Regions from separate parts of the Mus musculus genome. Here region 2 is linked to region 1. A link is a loop called in an ENCODE intact Hi-C map of the cell type or tissue named here. Cell type or tissue: left cerebral cortex. All regions are shown on one strand.

Region 1 (8,000 bases):
GCAGCACCCCTCCATGGCCTCTGCTCCACTCCCTGCCTCCAGGTTCCTGCCCTGAGTTCCCTCAGCGATGGACTGTAATAGTGATGAGTAAGTCACATAGGCCTTTTAGTGATGCTGCTCTGTCACAGAAATAGACATCCTGAGACCATTGGCAACCATGGCAAGAGAGGAGAAGACGAGTTTGAAAGGAGATGGACATGAAGGGGTCCTGTCAGGACCTAGAGGATGCTCTCTAGTCAGGAGGGATGCAGAGAGACGACAATGTCCAGACAAGGAGCCCGGGAACAGAAGTGAAGGAAGGGAACAGAATGAAGGAGGTGTGGTGTTCTGCTTCGGAAGATCAAAATCAGGATTTTAGACTCTGAATAACTGCTGTTTAACAGTCCACAAATGACTGTAAAATGCACGCACACACACACACACACACACACACACACACACACACACATACACACACGAGAGAGAGAGAGAGAGAGAGAGAGAGAGAGAGAGAATTCCAGACTTTGGAAAACCATCTCTAATCTAAAAGCAAGACTCACAAGAACAGTCATTCATTTATTTGTTCTTCCTCCATCAGCAGCCATGGGTAGACTGCAGCTTGTCACATTTGGGATGGGGCTTGGTGACATTTTCCTCCATCCATGTTGAGATGCAGCTGATATGACTTCACAGGTCCTGTGCAGGCAGGTGTTGTGCTGTTGAAAGTTAGCTACAGTGAGCACGTGTATAGAATCCTCAAATTAAAAAAGTATGTAAGTATAAATATAACTATGACAAAATATATAAATATTATAAAGCATAAATATTTATATAAAATGTGATATAAGTGGCCATAGTAAGTTTGTTAGGAAGTAGCAGTCACGAATGGAGGGTTTGTTTTCAGAATAATATCAGAATTATGGTAAGACCAGAGAGATGTGTTAGCTTTTCACTCTGTCCCAGGCTGAGAAACTTACACTAACCGGTGTAGTGTGGGCAGATGGCCACTAGAGGGAGCAGGTTGGAGCTAGTGCCCCTCCAAGCCTCCTCAAAGAACAACTTCCCATCATGGTGTGGCTCCCTGGAAAACCCCACTTGTAGGCTGTGTAAGACTTGTGGCACAGCTCACCCAGCAGGAAAAACTGCACTCTGAGTGTTAGTTTCACACAATTACTAGTGGATCTTTCAACATCATAGTCCTTTAAGGTGGTACATAACTTCAAAAAAAGATCTAGACAAATGCTTTGCTGAAAGAGACATGCAGGTGACAGACAAGCCTGCAGAGAACCACAACATGACACAGATGTGGAGCTAAAGAGCTAGTTCAAGGCCAACCTGGGCAACTTACTGAGACCTTCTCAAACTAAAAAGCTGAAAGAGAGCCAGGCTGTAGCTCAGGGTTAGTGAGTGCCTGCATGACTGGGGGCTCTTGGTTCCATCCCCAGGACTAGGGAGAAGGGGAAAGAAACTCGAGATGACAACAGCTGTGAGGAGACGCTACCCACCGACTAGACTGGCTGAAATCCAAAATAATGACGATAGCAGATGTCAGTAAGGACATGGGCTGACAGGATCTGTCATCTATTTCTGACAGAAATAAAAACCTTGGGCACTACCATCTTAGTTAGGGGGTCTGTGGCTTGGATAAAATACCTGACCAAGGCAACTTATAAAAGAAGTGTTTAAGGGCTTATGATTTTAGATGGTTAGAGTTCACGAAGGTGGAATGAAGGTCTGGTGGTAGAAACAATGGAGACCTCACATCTAGATCCACAGCAGGAGGCATAGATGGCACACTGGGAACTCAGAAACTCTGTGGAAACCACAAAGTCAGCCTCAAGTGATACACCTCGTCCAACAAGGTCACACCTCCTAATCCTTCCGAAATAGTTCTGCCACCTCGGAACCAAGTATGGTGGTTTGAATAGGAATGGACACCACAGGCTCATCTGTTTGACTGCTTGGTCCTCAGCTTCATAAGGGTACCACAAGGGTTGGCGAGTATAAGACCAGCTTGAGAGAGCATCTCATGGAATTGTATCTGGTCCCCTGAGTGGCTAAAAGAATCTCAAAAGGAACTAAATAAGAGTACTCCCATGTTCTGAATTCAAATGTCACTACAGTGAAACAGGAATCACAATTCCTGTGGCATTTGACAGATTTGTTGTTACATGGGAAGGGCTATGTGCAGAGAGCAGCTGTGATCAGCTGAGCCTCAGCAACAATGAAAATGCCACTCAGGACCCTAGAGAGAGTCTTGCTGGTCCATGATGGTGGCACTCAGGGTCCTAGAGAGAGGTCTTGTTGGTCCATGATGTTGGCACTCAGGACCCTAGAAAGAGTCTTGTTGATCCATGATGCAGATATTCAGGACCCTAGAGAGAGGTCTTGTTGGTCCATGATGCTGGCACAACTGGATAGCCCAAAGCTGAAGGGTGGAGCACATCTTCTCACTACACAAAAACGGAACTCATACTGGACCACAACCATACTGTAGAAATCAAATAAAATACAGAGGAAAAAATTTCATAGCCTTGGATGCAGCAAAGGATACTTGGTCATGACAGCAGCAGTACAAACTATTTTTAAAATGGCTATTGTTTCAACAAAGTTTAATCTTTGGGACTTTGAAAGAAAAAATGGAAAGAAAGAAAGAGAAAGAGAGAGAGAGAGAAAGGAAGGAAGAAGAGAAGAGAAGAGAAGAGAAGAGAAGAGAAGAGAAGAGAAGAGAAAAGAGCAAGCAAAATGGGAGAAAATATTTGCAAAGAATATATCAGATAAAGGATTTAAATCCAGAGTGAACACACATGCCTAAGAGCCAACCCAGTTTAAAAATAAGCACCACATCTAAATGCAAAGGGGATAGAGAAATATCCACTAAGGGTCTGTAGGGCCATTGACATCATTGGCAATCAAGGAAGTGCTAATTGAAACACAATGAGATCCTACTTCACCTCCTCTGGTGTGACTACAATCAGAAATCGTGGCTCTAGCAAGTGTTGCCCACAGTCTGAAGATTTGGGAACCACCATGAGTTGCAGGTACACAGATGCAGCTACTTACAAACAGCCCGCAGTGTGTGTGTGTGTGTGTGTGTGTGTGTGTGTGTGTGTGTGTGTGACAATCAGGGAGACACACAGCAATTCCATTCTAGCTGTCTTCCAACAGAGGTGAAAACACATCACAAAAACCCATGGGACTTAGCACAGTGTTATTCATGAGAGGGGAGGGGTGGAAAACACCCAAGTGTCTGTCACTAGACACGTGGATAAAGACAACATGATGTCTCCATACTGTAGGATGTTTTCAGAACCAAGAAAGTTTAGCATATTGACTCACTCTTACACATGGACGGAGCTTGGAAACATGCAGAGCTGAAGAAGCCGATCACAAGAGACCTCATTCTGTAGACTCTAAAGGAGTCGCGACCAAAGAAGTGGTTCTTGGCACTGGTTTGGGAGCAAAAGCAAAGGCTCTGGGATTTCTTCTTGGGGGATTAAAAAGTTCCAATAATTTACTGTGACAATGGCTACACATATCTGTGAATGCACTAAATATCTGATGTTTGCTTCCAGTGAATTTTGCCACATTGAGTGAATTATAGCAGGGTAAGAACAATGGGCACAAATGGGATTAACATGGAGCTGAATAGTTGCAATCATCTGTAGCAGACAACGGGTTTGAACCAGGAGATTGAAGTTTTTTACTTGAAAGAAAAGCTCAGGGTTGGTCAGCTCCACTGACAGCTTTACCAGGGCATTGGCGATGCAAAGATACTAAGGACAGTGAAGGGAGAGTTGTAGTAACCTAATGCTTTACAAAGAAAATATACACCAATGGCTTCAATGACCATCCAACGTAAAGCTGACACACTGGATTCAGAGGCTCATTGGCAGTAACATGGATGCTGAAAGTCAATGTATCCCAGAAAGCAAGATTTTTTTTTTTCAGCAAGATAAGTAGACACAGCAGGGAGCATGGGATTGTCTCTGTGTGTAACTCACCCTGCCATTGTAGTGATGGAGACAGGAGCTGATGGGACTTTGGGTGCCTAGGAGGAGGCAGTTACAGCAAGGGTAGAGGAACACCAGACTGGGAGTGGGAGGCCAGAGTAGACTGGGCATTATATGCATGAATGGAACCTTGTTCGGCCTGAGGCTATGAGGGCCTTACCTCCTTAGAAGGGAGGACGGACAGAGTAGAGGGCAGGGAGGTGTGGAGGTGAACGGTAGGTAGAGCCCATTGGTAGGGGACATCTCTCTCCTCTGATGCTGAAGCTGCAAGTACCACCCTTGGATTTGTTATTCCATCTTCTCCACAACCCTTCTCAGAGCTGGACCTAGGCTGTGGGTCATTCTTGCTGTTATTTAAGATCTGATGCAAATGGGATTTCCTTGGACAGCAGGACCTCTGTCTCTCTATTGCTTGCTTCCAACTGTGCTGTTTTGTCTTCAGAGCATCTGAGTCATTTCATCTGTACCTTATCATAGCCACATGGCTATTTAAGTCTTTCCTTCCCTTCATGATACAAAAGCACAGACTCACCCCAGCAAAGGGATAAAGCTGGAAACTACATCAGATCAGCAAGCAGAAACCCAACCTTCAGGGAGCTTACACTAGCAGGAATTGCTCCTAGCCACCAAAAAGATCCAGCCATCCATTCAGACTGTGGAAAGTAATATATAGAAGAAAAAGCAGGTGACAATGGCTGAGAGCAGGCCAGCCCCACAGCAATGAGGGGAACGGAGCCTTCAGAAGAGACAGCAGCGGGAGAGAAAGAAGAGAAAGGCACTGAGGTGAAAGTCACTGGTGTCTGGAGTCAGAGAGAGATGGAGGGAGTGAGAAAAGGGGAGAGGGTAGGAAGAGCTGGAGCAAGTTCACAGTGCGATGCATTTTATCGTAATGACCTCTTGCGGGTCTTAAGCAGGAGAGAAAGGGGTGCTGTGCAGCCATGGTGCTGTTTATGATCTCGGAGCATATGAGGACAGGTGCTACAGCTCACCCTGCTAGGAGACCCTGTCCTGGGTGGCACAGAGCCTGCTGGTGTGAGTATTAACGGATGTCTCTGTTGTCAGCTTGTTGCTGATGGACTCTGATGGGCACCTGGGGCTCCTGACACATGGGCTGTACCTTTGCATTGGCTTAACTTGACGAGCTTTGAACTTCACTGCTTTTCCCCTTTATGTCTTCTGCCAAGTTCTTTTCCCTTAGGAATTTTGCAACATTCCACCTGGGAGGAGAATTGCATGCTTGGATGAATTAAAATAAACTTCCGTAAGGAATGAAGAGGTATATTTGACGTGGATTTCTTTCATTTTACATTTCTTTCACGGATTGTTTTACAGTTATTTGTGTATTTAGTGCACATGCACCTGTGTGTGTGTGTGTGTACATGTGTCTGTGTCTTTGTCTGTGTCTCTGTATCAATGTGTGTGTCTGTGTGTCTATGTCTGTGTGTGTATCCATATGTATGTCTGTGTGTATGAGCACGTGTGTGGCTGTGCACGTGTGTGTGTGTGTGTGTGTGTGTGTTTGTACACATGTGTCTGTGTCTTTGTCTGTGTCTCTGTATCGATGTGTGTGTCTGTGTGTCTATGTCTGTGTGTCTATGTCTGTGTGTGTATCCATATGTATGTCTGTGTGTATGAGCACGTGTGTGTCTGTGCACGTGTGTGTGTGTGTGTTTGTACACATGTGTCTGTGTCTTTGTCTGTGTCTCTGTATCAATGTGTGTGTCTGTGTGTCTATGTCTGTGTGTGTATCCATATGTATGTCTGTGTGTATGAGCACGTGTGTGGCTGTGCACGTGTGTGTGTGTGTGTGTTTGTACACATGTGTCTGTGTCTTTGTCTGTGTCTCTGTATCGATGTGTGTATCTGTGTGTCTATGTCTGTGTGTGTCTGTGTGTGTATCCATATGTATGTCTGTGTGTATGAGCACGTGTGTGTCTGTGCACGTGTGTGTGTGTGTGTGTGTGTTTGTACACATGTGTCTGTGTCTTTGTCTGTGTCTCTGTATCAATGTGTATGTCTGTGTGTCTATGTCTGTGTGTGTATCCATATGTATGTCTGTGTGTATGAGCACGTGTGTGTCTGTGCACGTGTGTGTGTGTGTGTGTACATGTCATGCCATGCATATGAGGACAGTGTAGCGAGCCCGTTTCCTCCTATCACCACGTGGGTCCTGAGCAACAGACTGAGGTTCTCAGGCTTGGCGGCAAGTGTCCTAATCTGCTAAACCATCTTGCTGGCCTCTATTTTTTAAAGTTTTGTTTTTCTTTTTAGTTTTGCTCATGTATGCATTTGTATGAATGTATGCCACAGGTGTGTAAGTATTTCCAGAGGCCAGAATGGGGCATCGTATCCCCTGGAGCCAGACTTACTGGTGGCTAGACAAAGGTGCTGGGAACTGAACCCAGGTCCTTTGCAAGAGCAGAATATGCCAATAGCCACTGAGCCACCTCTTCAGCCCCTCCCAGGACTATTTTACTGAATTCTTTCTATTTTAAAATTATTTTTAAATTAAAATATAATTACGTCATTTCATACTTCCCTTTCCTTCCTCCAATCCCTCCGATTCCCACACCCTGCCTCTCAGACTGATAGCTTCTTTTACTGACGTTTACTGGTGCATTTCTTGCAGTGTTTAAAAGTAGAACTGGTGTGCGCCCCTGCTCCTGTGGAGACAGAACACACAGGGGTGTGTAAAGACTCAGCCCCAGTTTGTTCCCCTGTTCCAATTTTTAGCAAAGCTAAGTGTGTCTTGCTGGCAGGGAAGGGTCCTCCCAACTCTTGTCACTTCTAACTCTCTAAGTGACTGCATTAATCTTGGCTGAGCGGGTTTCTGTGTCTGTTAAATAATGCAACCATTTTATTAATTCCCAACCCATCGGTGCAGGGGAGACCATCATTTGAAGGGCCACATCGTCGACTCTTTAATGAGCAAAAAAGCCCCTACATGTCTCCAGGCGATCCTTGGATAGGCAGCGCCTTAGACATCTGGACCTCCATGAGACACCAACCATGGATAACTCCTCCCGTAGGAGCACGCTGCTCTTCGATTGTGTACTTTAGAGGGGGAAGACTCTCACGGAGTGCACAGAGCAGTGCTGAGTCTTTAATGGATTATTCCAAGGAGTCCATTAAGCCTGGCCCAATGGAGGTGTTAAACTTAGCAGTGTGGGCATGATAATAAAAGAAGCAAAATTTCTGAGATTGAGTGTCTTCATTAGGGTTTCTATCTCTCTGGTGAAATACCATGTCAGAAAGTAACTTGGGAAGGAAAGGGTTTATTTTGCCTATGTGGCCTCGTCACAGTGTATCATGAAGGAAGTCTGGTCTGGAGGCAGGAACCAAAGCAGAGGCTATGGAAGGGGTGTTGCTTACTGGCTTGCTCAGTTGCTTTCTTGTAGAACCCAGGACTACCTGACTATGGGCAGCAATGCCCACTGTGGGCTGGAGCATCTCACATCAATCATTAGTCAAGAAAATGCCCCCCAACCAACCCCACAGCCAATTTAACAGAGGCAGTTTCTGATTCCAGAGACTCTAGCTTGTGTTGAGTTGACAGCAACAACCAGCTGACACAAGACAGGCTGTGCCCACCACACTGACTGATAATTAAGAACGTGTCCCATGGGCTTGCCCGAAAGCCAACCTGGTGTGCACATTTTCTCAGTTTATGTTTCTGCTTCCCACATGGCTCTAGCTTGTGTCAGTTCAGAAAAACAAAAACAAAAAAGAACAAAAACCTAGTCAGCACAAGTAACCCCTTGTCAACTTGATGCACACACACACCAGTGTTTAACAGAAAACTTTCTTTTCTTCTTCCACTCCAAGGTCTCACATCAATATCAGAGTCACAGGATAGAGCATTCCTACTTTTAAAAGTCTTTAAAAATCCAAATACCTAAGAGTCCAAAGTCTCTTTAAAATATTTAAAATCTCTCTAAATATCCACAGTCTCTTTAAATGTTTAAAGACTCTTAACTGGGAGTACCTATAAAATAAAAAAATAAGTTA
Region 2 (8,000 bases), 110 kb after region 1:
ACCCCCCACAGGCTCATTCATGCCTTCGAGCACTCTGACCCTGCTGGTAGCACCTGCTTGGGAGGCCAAGGTTTTGTTGAAGGAAGCCATTTTTTGGGGGTAGGCTTTGACTGTTTAACAGCCTAGTCCCATCTTAAGTTCTCCCATGTTCCCTTATCTTCTTTCTTTCTCTCTCTCTTCCTCCTTCTCCCTATCTGCCCAAGTCCCCACCCCTGCTTCCTCTGCTTCCATTCCTGTGTGTGACTGAAATTCAATCAGCCAGCTTCTCGACTTCCTGGCCAGCCTTGTGCCCCTGCCCCGTCCCTACCCAGTGCTTGATCCACCATGAAGGCTCTCTAGAATGAGTGCCCAACACACCCCTTCTTTCCTGTGTTGCTATTTGCCAGGGTGTTTTATCCCAGCAGGAGAAAATCATCTAGCACACCACCATTCTGGACTGCATTAAATAAGCACAGCCTTTATATTCACCACGCTTATTTCTCTGACTCCCACAGCAGCCAGTTTCCCCGGTCATCATCACGTGTCCCCTGCACACACTGTCCAACCAGCCCCTGTCCCCTTGGGGTGATTTTCTTCATCCCGCCTTCCTGGAGTTCCCTTTTCAGCCTGCTTTACTTTCTTCTTTTCAGCTATACAGCATAATTAACCAAATCAGGGTCATGCTAGCTCTGGGGGCACATGTGACAATGTCTGAAGTATAGTTTGTCTGGATTGTTACATCTAGGAGTGGGGAAGGCAGGTAAGATGAGGGAGGAAGACATGGATGGGGCTGAACATCCTTTAGGGGGTGGCGTGGTCCAACAATGCAGTGGAAATCTGCTCTTGATGTTGGGTGTCCCTGACTCCTAGCCTGACTCCTCCTTGCTGACTTGGCCAGTCTCTCCTGGCTTCAGCACCAGCCATAGGAACAGCTCCCAAGACTGTCTCTTTCCCTGTGTCTGCTCAGATCCTTGAAGTTCTACATCCAACTCCATTTTTTACATTTCCCTCTGTCTGTGAACTTCGGAGTGCAGACTTGCAGTCCCCAAAGGCAGTTCCGAAACCTTGACCCTAAAACCTTTCCTTCTACTTTATTTTCCCAAATGGCATCCAGCATAGGAGCCATAAGGCATGTAAGGCCACTGTGGGCTCTTGAAATGTGAACCGAGCTATTCTGAACTGAGAAGTAGTGCTTAGTATAAAATGCCCGTGGGATGCTAAAAACAGAACAAAAATAAAGAATGCAAAAATATCTCATTAATGCTCTTTAAAATGTTTTTTAAAATAATATTTATATGTTTCTCTCTGTGTGTTCTAAATACATGCAGATGCCTGCAGAGGCCAGAATAAGAAATCAGAACCCTTAAAACTGGGGTTATAAGTGGTTATGAGGAGCCCAACTAGGTGCTGGGAGCCAAATTCAAGTCCCTTAATTATGAAGCCATCTCTCCAGGGTATTTTTCTATATTTTAAAGTGTGTGTGTGTGTGTGTGTGTGTGTGTGTGTGTGTGTGTGCATGAGTGCACATGTGAGTATCTGTGTGTGCATGATGTGTGCATGTGTATGTATGTGTCAGGGGGACATCGGATCTCCCAGATCTGGAGTTACAGTTAGTTATGAGCTGCCTAATGTAGGTGCTGGTCCCTGAATTCATGGCCTCTGTGAGAGCAATAAGCCCTTGTCACTGTAGAGTGGTCTCTCCAGCCTCTCAGTAATTTTATACCAACTGCATGCTTGAATGGTAATATTTGGGATGTGATGGATTGAATAAAGTGCTTAACTACAGAGTTGGATTCTGAAGAGAGGGCAAAGAGACACCAAGCATCTCTCTTCACACCCAGAGAACCCTGTACCTGCAAAATCCGTCTATTTTGAAACTCTAGAATCTACCAAAGGCATAGGATTCTCAGGAGAAGCCTTAAGTGTTAAGTTGCAGTGGATAAGAGCAAGCATTCAGTCCATAGAGACCATCTGTCCCCAGCTCCTAGAGGCTCAGGTTAGGCTGGTAGATGTCATACCCAGTATCTTTCCTGGCTAGAATGGGGCGAGGTTAAAATTAGATTACAGAAGTAAAATTGAGAAGTCCACCAACATGTAACGATTAAGCAACATGCTGTTCAACGGTCACTGAACCAAAGAACTTGGGAGAGGATTGGGAATCTTCTTAGAGAAGAAGAAAATTGAAAACAGCAGAGCCACCATACAAGGCCAGGGCCGAGGTGTGACAAGACCTGATAGCTGCGGCTGAGCGTCCTTACTGAAGGGTTCACGATGTAGCTTCACAGTTTAAAGAACTAGAAAATGAAGGACAAACAGTCCAAACTGAGTGGAGGGAGGGTGGCGATTGCAGTTACAGTGGGGACAGGCTTTAGACAGTAACTAGCAGTGTGCTTGAGTTCTCAGTGCAATCAAAATAAGAAAATAAATCAATAAAATCAAAAGTCAGTTCTTTAAAAAGACTGATAAAGTTTTTAAAAAAATCAGTGCTTTAGATTTTTTTAAAAGGACCCAAAAATCACAATTAAATCATAAAAGAAAATAATGAAATTAAGATCAAGTTTCATAAATAAAAAAATACAAGAAAATGCAATTATCTTTCCTTTACAAGTTGATTGCCTGGATGGAATGGACATATTTTTAGAAATGGAAAACTTAACTCATGAAAAATCAAACATCCGAACAGACTGCGCATGAGTTTGGAGAGTGACTAGGTATCCTAGTTTGCATCTCTATGGCTGTGGTAAAACACAGATCAAGACCAACATGGGAGGAGAGGGCTCATTTGGCTTCTACCCCCAGGTCACCAGGTCACCGCCCATCACTGAGAGAAGTGGGGATAAGAACTCAACAGGAACTGAAGCAGAAACAGGGAAGGAACTCTGCTAACTGGCTTGTTTCCTCTGGCCTGACCATCTGCCGTTCTCATACAGCTTGAGGCCACCTGCCTAGGGCTGGCTTTATGCAGTGGGCAGGCTCCATGCGGTGGGCAAACTCCATGCAGTGGGCAGGCTCCATGCACTGGGCTGTCTTCATGCAGTGGAAAGGCTTTATGCAGTGGGCAAGCTCCATGCAGTGGGCTGGCTCCATGCACTGGGCTGTCTCCATGCAGTGGTTAGGCTTCATGCAGTAGACTGTCTCCATGCAGTGGGCTGGTTCCATGCAATGTGCAAACTCCATGCAGTAGGCAGGCTCCATGCAGTGGTCTGGCTCCATGCAATGGGCAAACTTCATGCAGTAGGCAGGCTCCATGCAGTGGTCTGGCTCCATGCAATGGGCAAACTACATGCAGTGGGCAGGCTCCATGTGGTAAGCAGGCTCCATGCCTTGGGCTGTCTGCATGCAGTGGGAAGGCTTCATGCAGTGGGCAAGCTCCATTCAGTGGACTGGCTCCATACAGTGGGCTGCTTCCATGTAGTGGGCTAGCTCCATGCAGTGGGCTGGCTCCATGCAGTGGTTAGGCTTCACGAAGTGGGCTAGACTCTTTCACATCAGTCATCAGTCAAGATAGTCTCGATCAGACACAGATTAACTTGATCAAGAAAATCATTCAACTGAGGTTCTGTTTTCCCTGGCGAATCTAGACTGTGTCAAGTTGACTATTAAAGAACATCCCTTCTCTAACCAACAAACATCTGACACAAACCCATTTTCCTACGTTCATTTCTTGCTATAATGAAGCACCCTTTCAAAAGGGTACTGAGAGGAGAAAGGCTCATTTTCTTATAATTCCACTACAGCCCATCATTTGGGGAAGTCGGGACAGGACTCTTGGCAGTAGCTAGACACATGACCTTCAGTGAAGAACAAAGAGGAACAAGGACCTTCATGCTGCTGCTCTTGGCTTATGCTCGGCCATCTTCATTCACTCTTATCCAGGTCAATGGCTGAAACATGATAGTGTTCTGCCCAGATAAAGAGTGGGTCCCCCATATTTAAGCGGTGGTTCTCCCATTTCATCCAGTAATCAAGGCAGTTCCTCTACAGACATGCTCACAGGCCAAAATGATCCAGGAAACCAAGAGACACACCCGCCGGTATGACAGAGCGTCGGTATGGCTGATGGAAAATTTCTTATTAGATGTTCAAGTCCTTTTGTTGTATCTTGGGTGGAGCTGTATCCATTCTAGAAGAAAAAGCATCAAATGCTGTGATCCTGATAAGCAATGCTGATGGTGCACCCTACAGGTGTGGAAAATGCTAAGCTTAGGGATATGGGATATATGGTGGTATCTAGAGGTGGGAAGGGAGAGAGAGGGGCTGGTGTAGGTTAACCTAGGTTCTGGACGTGGGTAGAGAGAGAGTTGAGTCATTTGTGTTATGAGGACATACCGGCGGGCGTGTCTCCTGGAGCAGACGGACTCTGCTTGTGTGATGCAGACAGTCTGAGCATGGATTGGTGCCAATGATGTGAGCCCAGGTTGGGGTGGGTGATGTAAGAGTGGGTGGAGCACATGGTGTGAATTCCCTCTTTGGGAAAGGTCAGTTTCTTCTACACTCTCATCCTAACTGGCACATTGTAGGCACTTGAGACTATTGCCTTGTTCAGTTGTTGCCAAACTCTAGGGAGTTCAACAAACCCAGGGCTTTGTAGAGTAGGGTCTGCCATCTCTCCCTGGTCTGCCATCTCTCCCTGGTCTGCCATCTCACCCTGGTCTGCCATCTCACCATGGTCTGTCATCTCACCCTGGACCCCATAGAGGCCTTTGTGCGTGTCCTTGGCTCACATCTTCCTAGCTCAATTTTGGTTACTCTCCCTCCATTCTAGCTTTTCTTGCTGCCTTTGCCTCAGTCTCTCTATCTGTTCCAGTTTGTTCCAAGCTCCTACCCTGCTCTATCCAGCCAAGTTCCCATGTAGCCAACCAGCTTCATCCTTTTCTATTGCTCTTTTCTGCTCCAGGAACATTCTTACTTTACTATCCTTGAGCCTTGTACTAAAACCCCTGATCCACCCTTCTCCCATCCCCTGCAGGGTTTGCAGGATCTGACTTCTGTGGTCTTATGAATCCACTTGGCATCCTTGACTTCTGTGCCATGTTGGACTTAGGCAGTGGGTGGGCAGGACAGCTGGTTGAATGGGAGAAAAGAAAGGATAAATTATTAAGTTGTCAGTTCTGTCTAGAGCACTGCATGCCTCTCTCCCTTTCTCAAAACCCAAATGCCTGTGGGCAGACATACCCTATCAGTGGCTCTGAGTTACAAAGTGTGCTTCCTCTGTTTATACGTCAAAAGAATACACATATGTACACATGTACTTTATTCATATGTGTGTTAATTCTTCATTATCTGCGTGGAGTTGTGCATGCTGTGATGTTCTTGTGGAGGTCAGACAACTTGGGAGAGTTGATCCTCTCCTACTTCCACCATGTGTGTCTGAAAGGGTAAGATTCCGGGGGCCAAATTTGAAGAGCCTTAACCCACTAAACCATCATGCTCTCCCCATTTATTGTATGATAATGGTTGACAGATATGTAGCCATCTGGGCCTTAACATCCAGAGTCATCCCTTAACTTTCTGCTGCCTTATTTCTCCTGGATTGACATGAACAGTGTCAGCTCATTCTAAAGAGAATAATACTAAGCATATTCCCAAATTCCACTCACAGACACCTCCCTCCTCTGGTGTGCTCCAGCGTTGGCAGCCAGGGATTGACAAGATGTGCTAGATAAAATAATCCCAGGTGAGGGTCCTGCTGTGACCCCAGAAATCACTGTACATTGAGGCTTTACTAAATAACCCAGAGCACTGCTGCCTCCTGTTGGCTCCTCTCCTGCCAGTCTCCCTCCTGTCTTCCTCTGACCTTCCTGGACATAGAGGTTGACTTCCCAGTGATTCTTCACCTTATCTGTTCCACAGCACAAAATCTTAGGTATCCATCCCCACTCTTTGCCTCCCAAAGTTACAAAGCTTGTGACCATAGCAGTTGCCACCCGGTTCCTTCTGTATAATTGCCAGTTGGATGTGCTGACTTCTGTAATGCAGCTCAGAGGTGTAGAATAGGAAAACTGATGTTTCTAAAGAAAAGAGAGGAGATAGCTCCTCCACAAGTACAGTGCCTGTGGCACATGATGACCTGAGTTTGATTCCAGTGCCAGTCTGGTAGTTGTGTCTATGCCCCCACAGGGCTTCCAGGCAAAGACAGGCAGCTCTTCACTGGTTGGAGGCTCAGGGAGAGACCCTGTATCAGAAATTAAAGAGAAGTGACAGAGAAGACATGGGAAGGGGCTCGAAAGTGCCACCCTCAGAAAATAATGAAACTCTAATAGATGGCTTTCAGATGGCAATGGAAGCCACACTAAAGGAATGCTCAGAATCAGGTACAGGAGATGATGTGGCCTCGGGATGACCCTAAGCATTGCGTCTCCATCTCTCCTTCCACACGTTGGTTTATTGGCAACATCTAAGAGCAGCCATCCAAGCAGAAGGTCCTGACAGAAGTTGGTAGGACAGAGGAAGTGCATTTGTGAGTGTAAGGGTATATTAGAGGGCATGTAGCTGAAAATGTGTACATGTATGATATATGTGTGTGTGTGTGTATGAATAGACAGTAATGTATATTATATATTGTATATTATTTACTATATCATATATATATATATGTATATACAAATGTAAAAATATGTTATATGCCTGCAACCTAAATTAAAACCATTTCCTTCCCAGAGGAATGAGTAGGTTGGTGCCTCCCTACTCAGATCCATGTCAGGAGCATGCACAGGAATCTCTTATGAGCAGTAGCCAGCTCTTTTTTTTTTGAAATTTGGTAATTTTTTATTCTGTTTTATGTGAAAGTTAAAAGCTAACACGCGAAACTTGTGGATCTTAGGCAGCTTCTAGCTCGGTCTCAGATACTCATTGTGGAAGACAGTGACTTTTGATATCAGGCCAATGGGTTGGCACCCAGCACCCAGATGTTCATGGCTAAGTGGGTTCTGGGACTCTGCCCCCACTGTGTTTTCAGAAAAAGAGTAGATTTCAACTCACAAAAGAACAGAGAGATGTCATTTAGAAAAGAGAGTGACTAACTCCCACACTCCTTCTTGTCATGCCCTCTGAAGATGGCTCCATCTGCCTTTTCTACATACCACAAAACTCCTCTTTAGACAAAGGACTGGGCATCAAAGAAGAGAATTACTCAGACTTAATATGATCACCAAGAAACCCTATAGTGTCACGGGCCGTCTCTGACAAGGTAAATTCTCTAAGATCCTAGGGGACCAGTCTAACATTTATCTCACTTAACTTAGGGTCAAGCAGGAAATGCCAGACATGAGAAGTGCTCTGGAGAAAGGCTGGAGAGTGTGGGAGAGTCTGCAGGAGCTGTGAGAGAGTCTGAGGGGCAAGCATGGGGCTACAAGGTCAAGGGTCTTCCCCAGGCTGGAGAGAGGATGGAGCCCCTATGCACACACAGCTCTTAGCTCTATGAAGGCTCAAAGAAGCCCTTGGGTGGAGAGATAGGTGCCAGGCTGAGTGAAGAGGCAGAGCCACACTCTTGTTGGATTCTGCACTTGTGTTCTCCAGTTAAGTCTCCCTCTGGATCCTGAGCAGAAGGCAGGTATTTCATGGGCAGAAGACAGAGGTCCCATGGGCAGAAGGCAGGGATCCCATGAACAGAAATCATAGCTTTGACTTTTGGTACTTTGGGCTAGGAGAAGGCCAAAGGTCCAGGATAGCCAAGGGGACAAGCTTAAGTTTACTTTACATCAATATGATCATTCCAAGTGACTGCCAACTTCCTTCTGATGTGAGTCCTGGGTCTTCACCATGCTTGGCCCATAGCCTGCCAGTCTTCTGAATTCTGTCTCCCCACCGACTCTCTCCATCCACACCCCAGCTGGCTGTCATCCATTCTTTGTGCTCACCGCTTCCAGCTATGTCACCATCCCTCTTTCCTCCAGCCTCTGGTGACTCGGAGATCTTTCTTTATAGGTCACTTTCTTTGGAGTGACTCTTACCAACCTGATGGACTCTTCCACACACCAATTTTCCCATTTGGCTACAATGTTGCAAGTCATCTGTCTCCT

The links. A loop is a pair of places that touch in the nucleus more often than their neighbours do. Peaks named below come from ENCODE experiments on the same cell type or tissue, not always from the same donor. Only the 100,000 strongest peaks of a DNase experiment are listed, where the experiment ranks them.
Region 2: a loop joins it to region 1, with 2.1 times the contacts of the local background. A loop is called at or near these places in 11 of 42 quality-filtered maps.

The regions. Positions count from the first base shown.
Region 1 is chr2:178,757,566-178,765,565 of GRCm38, forward strand. No RefSeq gene overlaps it. Among named protein-coding and RNA genes, the nearest start is that of Gm35815, 81 kb to the left of the region's middle. In left cerebral cortex, a CTCF peak has its summit at 991 (motif pointing right); DNase peaks (open chromatin) are centred at 994 and 4,486.
Region 2 is chr2:178,866,398-178,874,397 of GRCm38, forward strand. No RefSeq gene overlaps it. Among named protein-coding and RNA genes, the nearest start is that of Gm35888, 20 kb to the left of the region's middle. In left cerebral cortex, no CTCF peak of the experiment used is centred here; a DNase peak (open chromatin) is centred at 4,364.